Regions from separate parts of the Homo sapiens genome. Here all the other regions are linked to region 2. A link is a contact called in ENCODE Hi-C or POLR2A ChIA-PET data. All regions are on one chromosome and are shown on one strand. Each heading gives the region's core, a stretch centred on a gene start or an enhancer-like site at or near the end of the contact. The rest is flanking DNA. Distances are from core to core; before and after follow the strand shown. Region 1 holds the start of ZNF467 (zinc finger protein 467). Region 2 holds the start of LINC01003 (long intergenic non-protein coding RNA 1003). Region 3 holds the start of INSIG1-DT (INSIG1 divergent transcript).

Region 1 (4,584 bases), core at 554-3,053, 2.7 Mb before region 2:
GCCTTCCGCCCTCTCTCCCCTGCGAATCGGGCCGGCGCCTCGGCTCCGCCCCCGGCCCCGCCCCTCAGGCTCCGCCCGCCCGAGCCCGGCAGGGCCAACCCCTCGAGGCCCCGTCCGGGTCGGCCCTCCGCTGCCACCGCCTCCCCTGACCCTACGCTCCGGGCCGCCTCGGCGGCAGCGCTCCCCTCCCCCTCTCAGACTCCAGGCTGCCTTTCCCTACCCTCCCGGTTCTCCCCCGCTCCATCTCCCTCCCCGGCTGCACACCCTCTCCCTTCCTTTCCCCCTCCTCTTTTCCTTCCTCGCCAACCCCCGCCCTCCTCCTCTCAGCTCTTTTCCCCAACCCAGTTCTCCTCTCCCCTCCCTCCTCTCCTCCCCCACCCCGGTTTCCCTTCCTTCTCCTTTCCTCGCCTCACCTCGGTTCCCTTCCCCTCCCCCTTTCCAGCCCTCCCCCACGTCTCCCCACCGCCCTCCCCCTCCCCCCTCCCTTCTGCAGCTCTCCTTCCCCTCCGAGGCCCCCGCCTCCCTTCCCCCTCTGTCTCCCCAGCAGGCTCCAGCTTCGCTTCCCTCCCCGTCCCCAGTCCCCAGAACCGCTCTTCCCCTCCCCCCTCCCAGGCTGCTTCCCAGCTCCCGGGTCCTCCGGCCCCCAAGCCTGGGGGTCTAGGGCTGACCCGCTCTCTCGGGACCTTCCCGCGGGCCCTGCCCTCCCCACTCCGTCTCCCCTCCGAACACCCCTCCGCGCCTCTCTTCTCCGCCGCGGCGCCCCCTCCCTATTTCTGCTCCCCTCGGACTTCTCACCCCTCCCAAGTTTTCCTCCCGACGGGACCCTCAGCTCCACCTCCCTGCCCCGCCGCCCTCCCAAGCAGCTCCGATCGCCGACTTCATTCCAGGTCCCGGCCCCCTCCCCAGCTCCGGGGCTCACCTGTCAGCGCCCTCCTCTCCCGCCCCTACCGAGTGGCCCGGTCCCCAGCGCCCGCTTCTTCCTCCCCTTCCCCCTCGGCCCCCTCCCACACTCCCTCTCTCCTCCCCTCGGGGCCCGTCGTCCCCCTTCCCACCTGCCTCCCGCCCGACCCCCTCCCAGCCCCCGCCCTTCCCTCCAGCCCCCCCGGTCTCCTCTACCCCCACAGCCCTCACCCTGCCCGCGCCGGCCTTGCCCTCCCTTCCCCCCAGCCCCCGACCTCCCCGGACCCGCGCCCCTCCCCCACGCCCGCCGTCCGCGCCCCTACCCCCGGGGCTGTCACCTGCGCGGAGCCGGCCGTGACCCAACCGCGGCGCTGAGGGAGACGCGGGCGGGGCCGCCTGCAGAGGAGCCTCCCCGGCCCTTACCTGGCTGGCCGGCCGCTCCGCCCGCGCCGCGGGGACCCAGGCGCCCGGGCCTCCTGCCCCGCCGGCTCTGCTCACAATGGCGCTCGCCGCCTGCAGCTCGGGTGCTGACGGCCTGAAAGACTGACAGACTGACAGCCCCGAAACTTCGCGGGGAGGAGAGGGATAGACGCGCGGGGAGTCGAAGCCGGGAAACGGCGCCTGCAAGGGAGGAGGGACCGAGGGAGCGGGCGGAGAGCCCCGGCGCACCGGGCTGGGGGAGGCAGGGGCAGGGGGTTTCAGGAGTGGGGTCCCAGGAGGGAGCACCGTGGGCTTAGGTGGGCAGGTGATGGTCCTAAGGCTCCGAGCCTGGAGTAGGTGTGGAAGTGGGAGCTCAGGACGGGGGAGGGGAGGGGAGGGGAGGGGAGGGTGATGGGAGAGGGGGTGGAGGAGGGCGAGGAGGCTGGGGAGGACAGGCACTCGGGCTGCGGGGAAGGGTGCCAAGGGAGGGTGCTCGCGGCCGCGGAGGGAGGAGCCGGGGAAAGGTGGAGCGCGAACGGGTGGGGGGGTGGCGGGGAGGAGTTGGGGGAACGAGGAGGGGCCGTGTCGGGGGGGAGCCAGCGAGTCGTGCGCTGCCGTCTCTAAGTCGCCGGTGCCAGCCGGGTGTGCAGCGCCGCGCTCCCGCGGGAGGACGGCCCGGGGGGTCGGTCTGGGAAACTCCGGCCCCGCCCCCATTCTCCACCCGGATTCCACCCCGATCCACCCAGACCCGCAGCCCCTCGCCTGGAGTCCCGAGGACCCGATTCGAAACCAGCCGCGGGAGCCGTGGGGGCAGGCGGGAGAGAGGGCTGGGCCCCTGTGCTTGCGAGAACGGGTCCTTCGAAGTAGAAACTGGGGAGAGGACTTTAAGCCAGGTCCCCTGGGAGAAGGCCGGGCCAGGTCGGGAGCTCCAGGGGGCAAGGCTGGGACGGGGCTGGGCGGAGATTCTGAGGGCGGGGTCCGGGGGAGGGTCTGGGAGGGGGCTGCAGAGAGGGGAGGGCTCTATGGGCGGGAGACGATTGCTGGGGGGCCTGCTGGCCCGGACACCACCTGGAGTTAGATGTGGAGGGCAGCCCTCAGCCCTCAGCCCTCAGCCCCAGCTCCTCAGGGGACTCCACTCGCCCTCCCTGCCCAGGTTACGAGGTTTCTCCTTGGCCTTGTTCCCGCTGCGCCCACTCCTGAAAGCTCCGGAGATGCTGAAGTCTGGACTGTTAGTTCCCGGTCTCCTCTCCATGAACTTTCTCCAAACCCCTGGGTTCCAGCTTCCTCCCTTCTGCCCCTTTACGGGAAAGGGTGACTGCAACTCGGGTCTCTTCCCAATCCCAGTGCTGCCTGATCAGCCCCGGTTTGAATCCAGAGCTGAGTGAGGCTGGGAAGGGGAGGGTGTGAATGGCCCTTGAGCTCCTGCTACCACAGCCCACCACAAGGATGAGTGCCTGGAAGAGCGCCCATCACTCGGGCTCAGCTGTGAAGGCTCCTCTGCCTCCAGGATGAAGGGAGCACCTGGAGTAGCATGTGTCACTGTGCGTGCTGGGGTGTGGCCGAGCACCTGTGCCGGTGTTGTGAGACTTACAGTGAGAGTGTGCATGTGTGTAAAACAGGAAAGGGGGGTGTCTGGGTGTGCGTGTGGCTCTTTCTGAGGACTCCAGAGCAGGAGTTGATCCCAGTCATCCGTGACCCCCTGAGAGACTCACTCTGGGCCCTTTTTTGGCCCTGGGACCAATGGTGAACCCAGGAGAAGGAGAGCCCGGCCCAGCTCTGGTTAACAGCAGCCCCCTTCCTCCCCTAGGTGGAATGACTCTACAGGATACTCGGAGGGATATCAGGTTTAGGAGACCGAGGGGTGTGGAGTCGGAGCCAGGCTGCATTCCAGCCCGGGTGTCCGGGTGTGCTCAGAGCTCTGCTGGGACCAGGGTGGACCCCGGATTCCCCTGTGGAGCCTGTCACTGCCCCTCCCAGCCGGATTCTCGGATTATTTCATCCGGCTTAGCTCTGCCCCAGGGCTGGGGGAGCTGGCTCCCCCGCCCACTCCTTCCAGAGGGTCCTCTCATTCCTCAGCATAGGCTCCCCAGTTCTAGACCCCAGAGACTCTAGGAGACCCTCGAAGAAGGAGACAGGGTGGGCCCAACCAGCCACACATAATCATCCCCAGCAAGAAACTGGACCCTGGAGAAAAGGGTACATGTTGCCCACGCATCTCCACACACTCAGGAACCCCAGCTACCCTAGAAGTGCTCCCACTCACTGCCCCCGACTCCTCAGTTTGGGCAAGAGAGGGGCGGGAGGCAGGGGAGCATCATCCAGGCAGAAGTTCAAGGCTGGAAGACCCCATCAGTCGTTTAGCCCAGGAGCTCTTAACCTTTTCATGGGGTCATGGCCCTCTTGAGAATCTAATAAAAGTATAGAACTGTCTTCAGAAAAATGTGCACATACAATTTCAAAGAATTACTGGAGTCTGAGACCTATTTGTGCATCCCTGGGAAGTCCCTGAAATTTTTACTGGGAAGGAAATTGAGGCCCAGAAATGGAGGGTGGCTTGCCCAGAGCCCCATGTTAATTTGTGGTAGTGCCTGAGAGTGTGAAAATACACACACACACACACACACACACACACACACACACACACACACACAAAGGGAAACAGATGCACTGGAAGGGGACAGGAAGGAGACTGTTTCCAGGGAGAGCTGGCCTCTGAGGGGCTGGTGTGGCAGGTCCAATCCGGTTGTGGGCAGCTGGTGCCCTGGGGCATGAGACTGGAATAAAGCCCCCCACAGCCCCCAGAACTGGCCACTGGGCTGCGGGGAGGCTGCGTGGGGCAGGAGAGAGCACCGCTGGCCTCTCTGCCCTCTCTGCAGCATTGCCTCTCTTGAGCCCAAGCCTCACGTTCCCCAAAGGTGCCCTGGGGGTGAGGGCACCATGCTACTCCCTGCCCTCCTCTTTGGGATGGCGTGGGCCCTGGCTGACGGGTAAGCAGCCCACCCTGGACCCCTCTGACAAGGGTCCTCCTTCTGCCGCATGCCCAGGGACCCTCTGGGGCATCAGACTCCGTGCCCCCCACCCCCGGGATCCTCCCTCCACCCCCGCCACTTCCCATGAGTGTCTCTCCCTACCTTAGCATCCTCCTTACTTCAATAACCACCCCTGGGAGTGGTGTCATAGGACAGGGCTTTTGGTGACAGAGGGAATGGTGGCAGCAGCTGTGGTTCCCCATCATGGGCAGGCGGTGGTGTGAGTGGACAGAGA
Region 2 (4,272 bases), core at 1,773-4,272:
TGGGTGTTTGTAATCCCAGCTACTTGGGAGGCTGAAACAGGAGAATCACTTGAACCCAGGAGGTGGAGGTTGCAGTGAGCCGAGATCATGCCACTGCACCCCAGCCTGGGTGAAAGAGCAAGACTCTGTCTCAAAATAAATAAATTAATTAAATTAAATTAAAATTAAAAAAATTAGCCAGGTGTGGTGGTGCATACCTGTAGTCCCCACTACTTGGGAGGCTGAGGTGGGAGGATCACTTGAGCCCAGGAGGTCAAAGCTGTAGTGAGCCGAGATTGCACCACTGCACTCCAGCCTTGGAGCCTTGGCAACAGAGAGAGACCCTGTCTCAAAAAAAAAAAAAAAAAAAAAAAAAAAAAAGAAAGAAAGAGAAAGAAAGAGAAAGAAAGAAAAAAGAAAAAGAGGCCAGGTGCAGTGGCTCATGCCTGTAATCCCAACACTTTGGGAGGCTGAGGTGGGCAGATCACTTGAGGTCAGGAGTTCGAGACCAGCCTGACCAACATGGCGAAACCCTGTCTCTACTAAAAATACAAAAATTAGCTGGGTGTGGTGGCAGGCACCTGTAATCCCAGCTACTAGGGAGGCTGAGGCAGGAGAATCACTTGAACCTGGGAGGCAGAGGTTGCAGTGAGCCAAGCATGGGCGACAGAGTGAGACTCCATCTCAAAAAAAGGAAAAGGAAAGGAAAGGAGGAAGAAACGAAGAAACGAAGGAAGAAAGGAAGAAAGAAAGAAAAATAAAGAAAAGAGAGAGAAGAGGGAAGGGGAGGGGAGGGGAGCAGGGAAGAGAGGAGAGGCTGGGCCCAGTGGTTCACACCTGTAAGCTGAGGTGAAGGAGTTTGAGACCAGCCTGGCCAACATCGTGAAACCCCATCTCTACTAAAAATACAAAAATTAGCCAGGGTTGGTGGCACGTGCCTGTAATCACAGCTACTCAGGAGGCTGAGGCAGGAGAATCGCTTAAACCTGGAAGGCGGAGGTTGCAGTGAGCTGAAATCGCACCATTGCACTCCAGCCTGGGCGACAGGGCAAGACTCCGTTTCAAAAAAAAAAAAAGGAGAAAGAAACAAAGAAAGAAAGAAAAATGCCTCCCCAAGGTGACAGACGAGCTAAGCCAGGCGAAAAGTCTAAAGAAATTCAAGTGCAAAGGCCCTCTGGCAAAAAGGTCTTGGCAGAAAGGTGGTCAGTGTGCCTGCTGCACTGAAACTGCTCCTGTAAGGCAGGGATCCTATAAGGTAGGCCTTGAATGTCATGATGGGGAGCTCGGTTAGGACCCCCATGATAGGTAGGAAGGCAGCTGGAAAGAGCAGTTCTGCCATTTTTACGGATACATTCATGAGCCATGATGGGTCGTCCTGGTGGACCTCTGGAGCCTGACCTGGGTCCACGTTTGAGGTCTCCGACTTTAGTGACCCTGGGAAAGTTACTTGAGTTTCCTCATTTGAATAGCCAAGGGTTTCTCGTGTTTGATGCCAAATGCCTTGTGCGGGGATTGGCTCCAAACCTCAGCCTCATCAGTCAATTTATCCTTACGTTCAAGAGCAGCCATTTACAAAACGAGCTCAGAAAATTAAAAAAAAAATACAAACTTTAAATCGCCAGAATACTGCATAAACTAAAAGTAGGCCGGGCGCAGTGGCTCACGCCTGTAATCCCAGCACTTTGGGAGGTCGAAGCGGGCGGATCACCTGAGGTCAGGAATTCGAGACCAGCCTGACCAACATGGAGAAACCCCGTCTCTACTAAAAATGCAAAAATTAGCTGGGCATGGTGGTGGGCGCCTGTACTCCCAGCTATTTGGGAGGCTGAGGCAGGAGAATTGCTTGAACCCAGGAGACGGAGGTTGCAGTGAGCTGAGATCGCGCCACTGCACTCTAGCCTGGGCGACAGAGCGAGACTCCATCTCAAAGCAAACAAACAAATAAAAACAAAGTAAAAGTAAATTCCCCAGGCAAAGCTGATTATATTGCTGGGATAATCGACTTTGTCACTGCAGTCTCACTTGGTACTTTAAGAAACTCCATCTTGATCCTAGGTCTGGGTCGATCTGGGCGTTCCTGCTAATTTTCTGTTTTAAAAACCTAAAGCAATAAAAATGTTGATATTGACATTTATCATTTTTATCCTCGCCCTCTGCCTTGTTTTGCTGGGAGATCTGTTCCACTTGGCTGAGTTTAGGGAGGGCGGGGAAGCGGGGGAGAAACCGAGGCGCAGGGTGGAGAAAGGGAGAAGCCTTGCAGACTGAACACATGAGAAAACCTGGAGAAGGGATTCGCTGCTGCTTATTTCAGGGAAGAAAACCGAGAAGTGAAGCACAGAGGGGTCAGGTTCCGGGAGCGGCGGGAAGGTTGTAGGGGGCCCCAGGGCAGGTCCTGGAGCTCAGGCAGCCGGCACCGGGAGCCCAGCTCAGGCTGCGGGGTGCAACCGGGCAAGAGCGCTCGGGCTGCCGAAACGGGAGGAGATCAGAAAAAGGAGAGACATGGAAAAAAGGAGAGGAAGAGGAGCAACACTCAAGAGGGAAGGAAGAAGGCAGACACTGAGGAACGCCCGCAGGAACCCGCAGACAAGCAGAGAGCCGGGCTGCGCTGGGAGCGGGGCCCGCGGAAGGGGCGGGGCGCCAGGCGGCTCGAGGCCAATGGGAGGGCGGGCCGGGGCGAGGGCGGGGCACTAGGCGAAACGACGCCAATGGGAGGGCGGGCCGGGGCGAGGGCGGGGAATTAGGCGGTGCGAGGCCAATGGGAGGGCGGGCCGGGTCCTCTGGGCTGAGGCGGGGTGCCAGGCGGCACGAAGCCAGTGGGAGGGTGAGTTAGGGGCAGGGGCGGGGTCCCAAGCCAATGGAAGGGTGATACCGAGAGGGCGGGGCGCCAGGCGGCGAGAGAGCCAATGGGAGGCCGAGCCGAGGACCGCGGGCGGTGGGCCTCCCCCCGAGAGGAGGGAGACCCGGAAGGCGGTGGGGGCGGGGAGTGGAGCTGACAACCTGTCAAATCCACTTTGGGACGAACTAGGTCACGCGCTCCGCGGGTCGGGCACCCCCGCCCGCCAGGCACGGCCGCGGCTCCTTCCTCTTCCTGCCCGCGGTAGTGGGGGTGGGGCAGGCCTCGGGACACCTGCCTCCGCCGCCGGCCGCCGGCCGCCGTCCTCGCGCGGCTTCCCGGGCGGCTCTGCCCCGACCGTAGACTCCCGGCCCGCTCGCCGCGGCAGGAGCCGTGGTTCCGCGGACCTGGGCGCGCTCTCTCCCTGGCCACTGGGAGACCCCCCGCGGCCTCGCGGGGAAAACCTCGGGACTGCCCCGCGCCCCCGGCCGTCTCTGCGTCGCTCCTTCTCGCCCGCGACCGTGGACTCGTCCTCGCGAGCCTGGGTTGGCGGAAGCTGCGGGGGCCGGGGTCGCACTACTTGGCGCGGAAGGGCCGGCGGTGGGCGGAGGGATCCCCGTCCGCGGGGTGAGCCGCTGGGCGGAGCCGGGAGGAGCCGCGAGGATCCGCAGTGGGGAGCCGGGAGGAACCTGGCGCCGGCACCCACCCGCCGCGCCCACGCGTGCCGCGGTCGCTTGTTTCCCGCGGGAGCCCGGCCGCGCTCGGGGGGAGGCGCGCGCGCAGCTGGGGCTGCCTGGGTCTAGGAGCTCCGGAGCCACCGTTTTGTGCCCGTGGAGCCGCGGGGAAGGCGCACGCGCTCGGGTCTTCCCGGCGGGTCGTCCTGCACTTTCTCCCTCTCCGGTACGGACCGCGGCGTTCTGTTTCCAGGCAAAGGAAAATAAGTCAAAGACTCAGAAGGCAGCCTGAATCCAGGGCCTGGGATGCAGGGTTTGCTGGAACGCCAGCCGGTGCGATCGCGCCCCTGGGATTCCGCTTAGCCCGCGCGTCCATTTCCCTGCATGGTGGACTCAGTAAAGCCGGATCTGTCCAACGCCTGCAGCGTGGATGTGGAGGCGGACTAATCAACTAGTGCTCTGTTATTATTTCTACCCATCCCTTTTCTCCATGCTAATTTGCTTAGAACTTTAACATTGAATGGACAGCAAATGTCATGTTCTGTTTAATTATCACTCCTTGACCATTATGTTAATTTCTTTCCCTAACAAGGTGACGCATTGTTTTAAGTAACAATGACCAACTCATCTACTCTTCTTCCAAATTGTGTAAATTGAAGGGTAAAATGTGGGAAAACGCTAAATTTGAATGCTAAATTTGAACATTTCACACAACAATAATTTGAAATGCTTCTTTGCAATATTATGGCGTTTCGGAACAGATAAAAATACTTCATTTTCAGACAT
Region 3 (4,640 bases), core at 172-2,671, 2.8 Mb after region 2:
GCGGCCGCCCACTCGCAGCCGGCCAGTCCCGCTCGGGCCCGCGTGCCCCGCAGCCGCCACGCGCCCCGCAGTCCGTGCCGAGGCTCCCGCCCGAGTGCGCGCGGGCCGGCGGTGGCGTGTGCGCACGTCATATGGGCCGCCGGCCTCCCATTGGTTGCGGCCGCCTCACCAGACCGCGTGCGGACGGGCTCGCGGGCGGGGCGGGGCAAGCTCAGGCCACGCCCCTGGGCGGTGCGCGCGGGCGGTGGGTAGGCCGGGCAGGCTCACGTGATGCGGGCCCCGCGGCCCGCCATATAAACCCGCGCGCCCGCCAGGCGCTGCGGCCGTCCCGGGCCGTGACTCCTCCTTTCCCCCGCCCCGCCTCCGTTCGGAGAGCCGGCGGGCGGGCGCCTCTCGGCCAGGTACGCGGCCGGCTGGGATAGGGGTCGCGGGCGGGCTTTGGTCGCGCAGCAGCCGGTCCTCCCCGGAGGTAGGCGGGCGCGGGCCCTGTTGGGTCTTTGGGACGCGGGTCCCGCTGGGGCCGGGGATGCTGCTCGCTGTGAGCGCGGGTCCCGTCCGCCGCTGGCCCCGGGCGGGCGCACGGGGGTCTAACCTTGGGGGGCGGCGCTGCCGCCTGGCCCGGGTGCCGGGGTTCGCGTCCCGCGGGGCCTTCCTCGCTCTTTGTCTCTTCTGAGTGAACTTGATGACCCCCTTCTTCCAGGAAGCGCCTCTTGGACGCGTGTGACCGATGCCCAGATTGCACGACCACTTCTGGAGCTGCTCCTGTGCGCACAGCGCGAGGCGCCGAGGCCCCCCGCGAGCCAGCGCCGCGGGGCTGGCGGCCAAGGTTGGGGAGATGATCAACGTTTCCGTGTCCGGGCCCTCCCTGCTGGCGGCCCACGGTGCCCCGGACGCTGACCCCGCGCCCAGGGGCCGCAGTGCTGCGATGAGCGGCCCCGAGCCCGGCAGCCCCTACCCCAACACCTGGCATCATCGCCTGTTGCAGAGGAGCCTCGTGCTCTTCTCGGTTGGGGTGGTCCTAGCCCTGGTGCTCAACCTGCTGCAGATCCAGAGGAATGTCACTCTCTTCCCCGAGGAGGTGATCGCCACCATCTTTTCCTCCGCCTGGTGGGTCCCTCCCTGCTGCGGGACAGCAGCTGGTGAGTACCCCTCCTGGTTCTTCTGGAAGTAAAAAGGGTGTCTTTTCGGTTGAAAGTACTTTTCAGCCTATAAGAAACATGCATTTGAAACTGGAACTATCCACAGATTGAAAGTGTGCATCTCCAGTCTTGGGATTTAGAGAAATGAAGGAGGGGTAGAGAGGACCTGGCACCCCCGAGGGCGGGTTCGGGCCACAGCTCTCTGAAGTTTGAGGAAGCACAGTGATGGAGATGAGGCAGGGAGATAATTGGCTGTTCAAGCAGGTGCTGTGCCAAGCTGACTGAGGGCCCTTCCCTCCTGGCGTCCGGGTACAGCCCCAGCTGTCATCCCGCGCCAGCCGCCCCGGATTGGCCGCCTGGGGAACTGGTGAGCAGCGGGACTGAAAGGCCATTGGTCGCGGCAGCAAACATGCTACCCTGCTGGATAACTGAAAACAAACCCGTCACATGGGTTCAGGAGGCGGTTGCCAGGGGAGCAACTTCTCAGCACTTCCTTTTGCCGGGTCGCTGAGTAAACTGTGGTCTGAAGCCAAACCGCCTACACCCTGAACTGTTAGAGCTCTGTAGATTACGTTCTTAAGGAAAAGAGTAACCCCCTTACGGCGTTTAGATTTTCGTACACCCAAGCAGTAGCATAGATGCTGTACAACGTAACACTGAGTCAGTCTGAACTGTGGACACGGGGACTGCTGGGTGTGTGTACTAGACTTTCTTGGCTATCATTGAACCGCTTTTATAGAAATGTTGAGTTGATCTTGGCTCAGCAGATCACTTACTGCTCCTGTAGTCACACAGCATTTGTTTATTTAACGAGCTTGTCGGGTGCTTTCTGCAACCTCAACTCTATAAGCTGTTGAAATGTTAATCCAAAAGTGAGCACCACAAGCCCCTATCCTTAAGCAGCTTAGAGTCTGGTGGGGAAAACAAACCAGTATGTCAGTGACTCCAGTGCAGTGCAGGGAGCATCCTGTTTGCTTTGTGGCTGACGTTTGTCAGCTGACTGCTGACCATAGGCTTCAGATGCTTTGCTGTGTTCATTCCTTACAGCAATACCATGTGTAGCTTCATTTATAGATGTGGCAACTGAATCACAGGTGAAGTCACATCCAAGGGTGCGCAGGTAGAAAGGGGCCAAGCCATCGTTGGTAACTGCTCCTGCTGCCTTGGTAGGTGTGTCTCCTGCACTGTGGAAACACATTGCCTCAGTTGACTCACTGAAAACAGCAAGCAGCAGAGAGGTTTGTAGCAGATTAACAGAGGGCTCCGTGTTGAAGAACTAGGACAGGTGTCTGTAATTATTAAGTAGTGGGTAGAATGTTTTCATATTTGTTCTCGGAGGGACGGGATCCTCTTTCGTTTTTCGAAACACTTTATGTGGCTGTACTAATTGAACATTTTTTGAGAACTATATCTAGATTTAAAATTCCATGTTTCATATACATTTGGCAGAATAGTTTCTTTCCTTTAACCAAAAACTTGATCTTAGAAATGAAATAGTTTAGCCTTCAGTATTTGTAATTGGATCCTCAAGGGTTTCTAGGAATATCTGGACAATTTCTCATACTCTCATATTCTACTTTTTTTTAAACCATCAGCCAAGAGCATAAGTAAAATTTTTCATAGTATGTTTTTTACCTATTTATTTATTAAGCTATAGTGAAGTAAAGTTAATTTGGGGGGTCCATTTTTCAGAACTCCAAAATTAGAACCTGATGAAGTATAATAAATTGAAAACAACATTTTTTATCTGAATGTTTGATGCAAACTGTGTTTCTTGTTTCTCAGTTGAACCTAAAATGTATATTTCTTTCATACTACACTGAGGTGAAACAATTGCAGGGTTCTCAAGAGCCCTGGGACACAGTGACCCTTGTGTCCCAGCATCCAACCCCACGGGCCGGCACCCCACTCCCCCCTACAGACATTCATTCCTGCCTTCATCTTTGCCATTTTACTTCTCTTTTGGAATGCCATTCCTTCCCACCTGTCCAAATTCCAAGTTCGTGTCTATAAAGAATAACTATTCCAGACCACAGTGATCTCTTTCTCTGTGTCCCAGTTACATAATCCTTATAATTTTACACATGAGAAAACAAACATGCAGAGCCACGTCCCATCAGAGGGCAAGCTGGGATTTGAGGCTGAGTTTTCTCTTCTTGGTCTGGTGTTCTTTCCGCAGCTTGAGGCTTGACCATGCGGGAACCAGATGGAGAATAAGCGAAGCCTGTGTGGGGCTGTCTCGCCCCGTACTTGCCCATGTGCATGTGTGCACAGTAGGTGCTCAGTGCCTCGTACAGAACATGCTAGAACCCCCGAAAATCAACTCCAGGGCCACTCTAGGAGCATGTGACCCAGACTGTCAAAGTCACATCAGCAAATATGTATCTCATCACGTGCCCAGCCCCAGTACTGGGTGGTGGCAGGAGTGTCAGAGCTGTGATGTGACAGGGTGTGGACAGATGCTAACCTTTTTATTGTAAGATAGAAATCACACCGGATGAAAAGACAAGGTGAACTACATAGTCATTTAAGTTCTGTGTGCTTTAGGCAAATGTGGATATTAAATATAAGGTTACATATTGCTCATATTAATATGAATAATCCCTGCTTGATTCCTTCCTGTGTTTACTGAGACATGTTCAACTACACTAAATAATAGTGATTTTTAAAAAACTTTTCCAAACAGTACAATTTTGTGGGAGTGGTACTCAAAGAGAACAAGAATATAAAATCACTCTGAAGTTATAGCTGATAATTTTTTCTAGGAAAAGGACTGGTTTGAGTAATGTACTGTGTTACTAATGACCACGTTGAAATTCTGGAACTTGAATCTGCTGTATTCTAACATTGTCAACTTTTTTAAAACAGCTGTTGTTGGCCTACTGTACCCCTGTATCGACAGTCACCTCGGAGAACCCCACAAATTTAAGAGAGAATGGGCCAGTGTCATGCGCTGCATAGCAGTTTTTGTTGGCATTAACCACGCCAGTGCTGTATCCTTAATTTTCTGTGCTACGTCCAGAGTATCTTCTTAGGTTATATATTGAAGCGTTTTGTTTTGTTATATACTCAAATGACTCCATGTCATAATACAGACATGATGGTGGTACCTACCCATTTCAGATTACTAAAAAGAGAAAGAAGAATGGGGCTATCGATGACTTCATAGTAAAATATATTGTTTTATGGTCAAAATAAATATATATTTATTTATATTTTTATATATATTATATATATTTTTAAATATATATAATATATATAATAAATATATATTTATATAAATATATATAAGCACTTTATATATAGCTTTCAGCAAGTTTATTCTTATGGTTAAGTTTTTGACTCAGTGATGGCAGGGAGATTTCAGGTGATCTTAATGATTACTGTAACCTGTATCCAACAAATCCTTTCTTTAGCTTATTACACAGTTTTTATGGACAGTGAATTATCTGTGGTACAATAATAAAATACCCATGTTTTTAACCCTTGTGGTTTTACGTT

The links. Hi-C counts contacts between places; a loop is a spot of excess contacts on that map. ChIA-PET counts read pairs that join two places held with the same protein, here RNA polymerase II (POLR2A). Pooled maps may share reads with other maps.
Region 1: a loop to region 2 is called in a pooled map, with 7 times the contacts of the local background. The contact joins the promoter of ZNF467 here to the promoter of LINC01003 in region 2. A Hi-C loop is called at or near these places in 7 of 50 pooled maps. POLR2A ChIA-PET finds 5 or more read pairs at or near these places in 2 of 52 experiments (AG04450 and activated T-cell).
Region 3: a loop to region 2 is called in a map of naive thymus-derived CD4-positive, alpha-beta T cell, with 12 times the contacts of the local background. The contact joins the promoter of INSIG1-DT here to the promoter of LINC01003 in region 2. A Hi-C loop is called at or near these places in 1 of 168 maps with a recorded cell type or tissue (naive thymus-derived CD4-positive, alpha-beta T cell), 6 of 37 single-sample maps with no recorded cell type and 15 of 50 pooled maps. POLR2A ChIA-PET finds 5 or more read pairs at or near these places in 1 of 52 experiments (OCI-LY7).

The regions. Positions count from the first base shown.
Region 1 is chr7:149,771,785-149,776,368 of GRCh38, forward strand. ZNF467 (zinc finger protein 467) reads right to left here and starts at 1,804. Exons shown (of 5, transcript NM_207336.3): 1 at 1,324-1,804. It also overlaps the pseudogene SSPOP. RefSeq lists silencers at 1-150, 161-310, 1,247-1,426.
Region 2 is chr7:152,461,102-152,465,373 of GRCh38, forward strand. LINC01003 (long intergenic non-protein coding RNA 1003) reads left to right here and starts at 3,023. Exons shown (of 1, transcript NR_027387.1): 1 at 3,023-4,272. RefSeq lists a silencer at 2,655-3,674 and enhancers at 2,947-3,448, 3,449-3,948.
Region 3 is chr7:155,297,559-155,302,198 of GRCh38, forward strand. It overlaps INSIG1-DT (INSIG1 divergent transcript), which reads right to left and starts at 1,422. Exons shown (of 2, transcript NR_183448.1): 1 at 593-1,422. INSIG1 (insulin induced gene 1) reads left to right here and starts at 320. Exons shown (of 6, transcript NM_005542.6): 1 at 320-401; 2 at 701-1,139; 3 at 4,008-4,132. The coding sequence starts at 728. RefSeq lists a silencer at 1-655 and an enhancer at 1,776-1,845.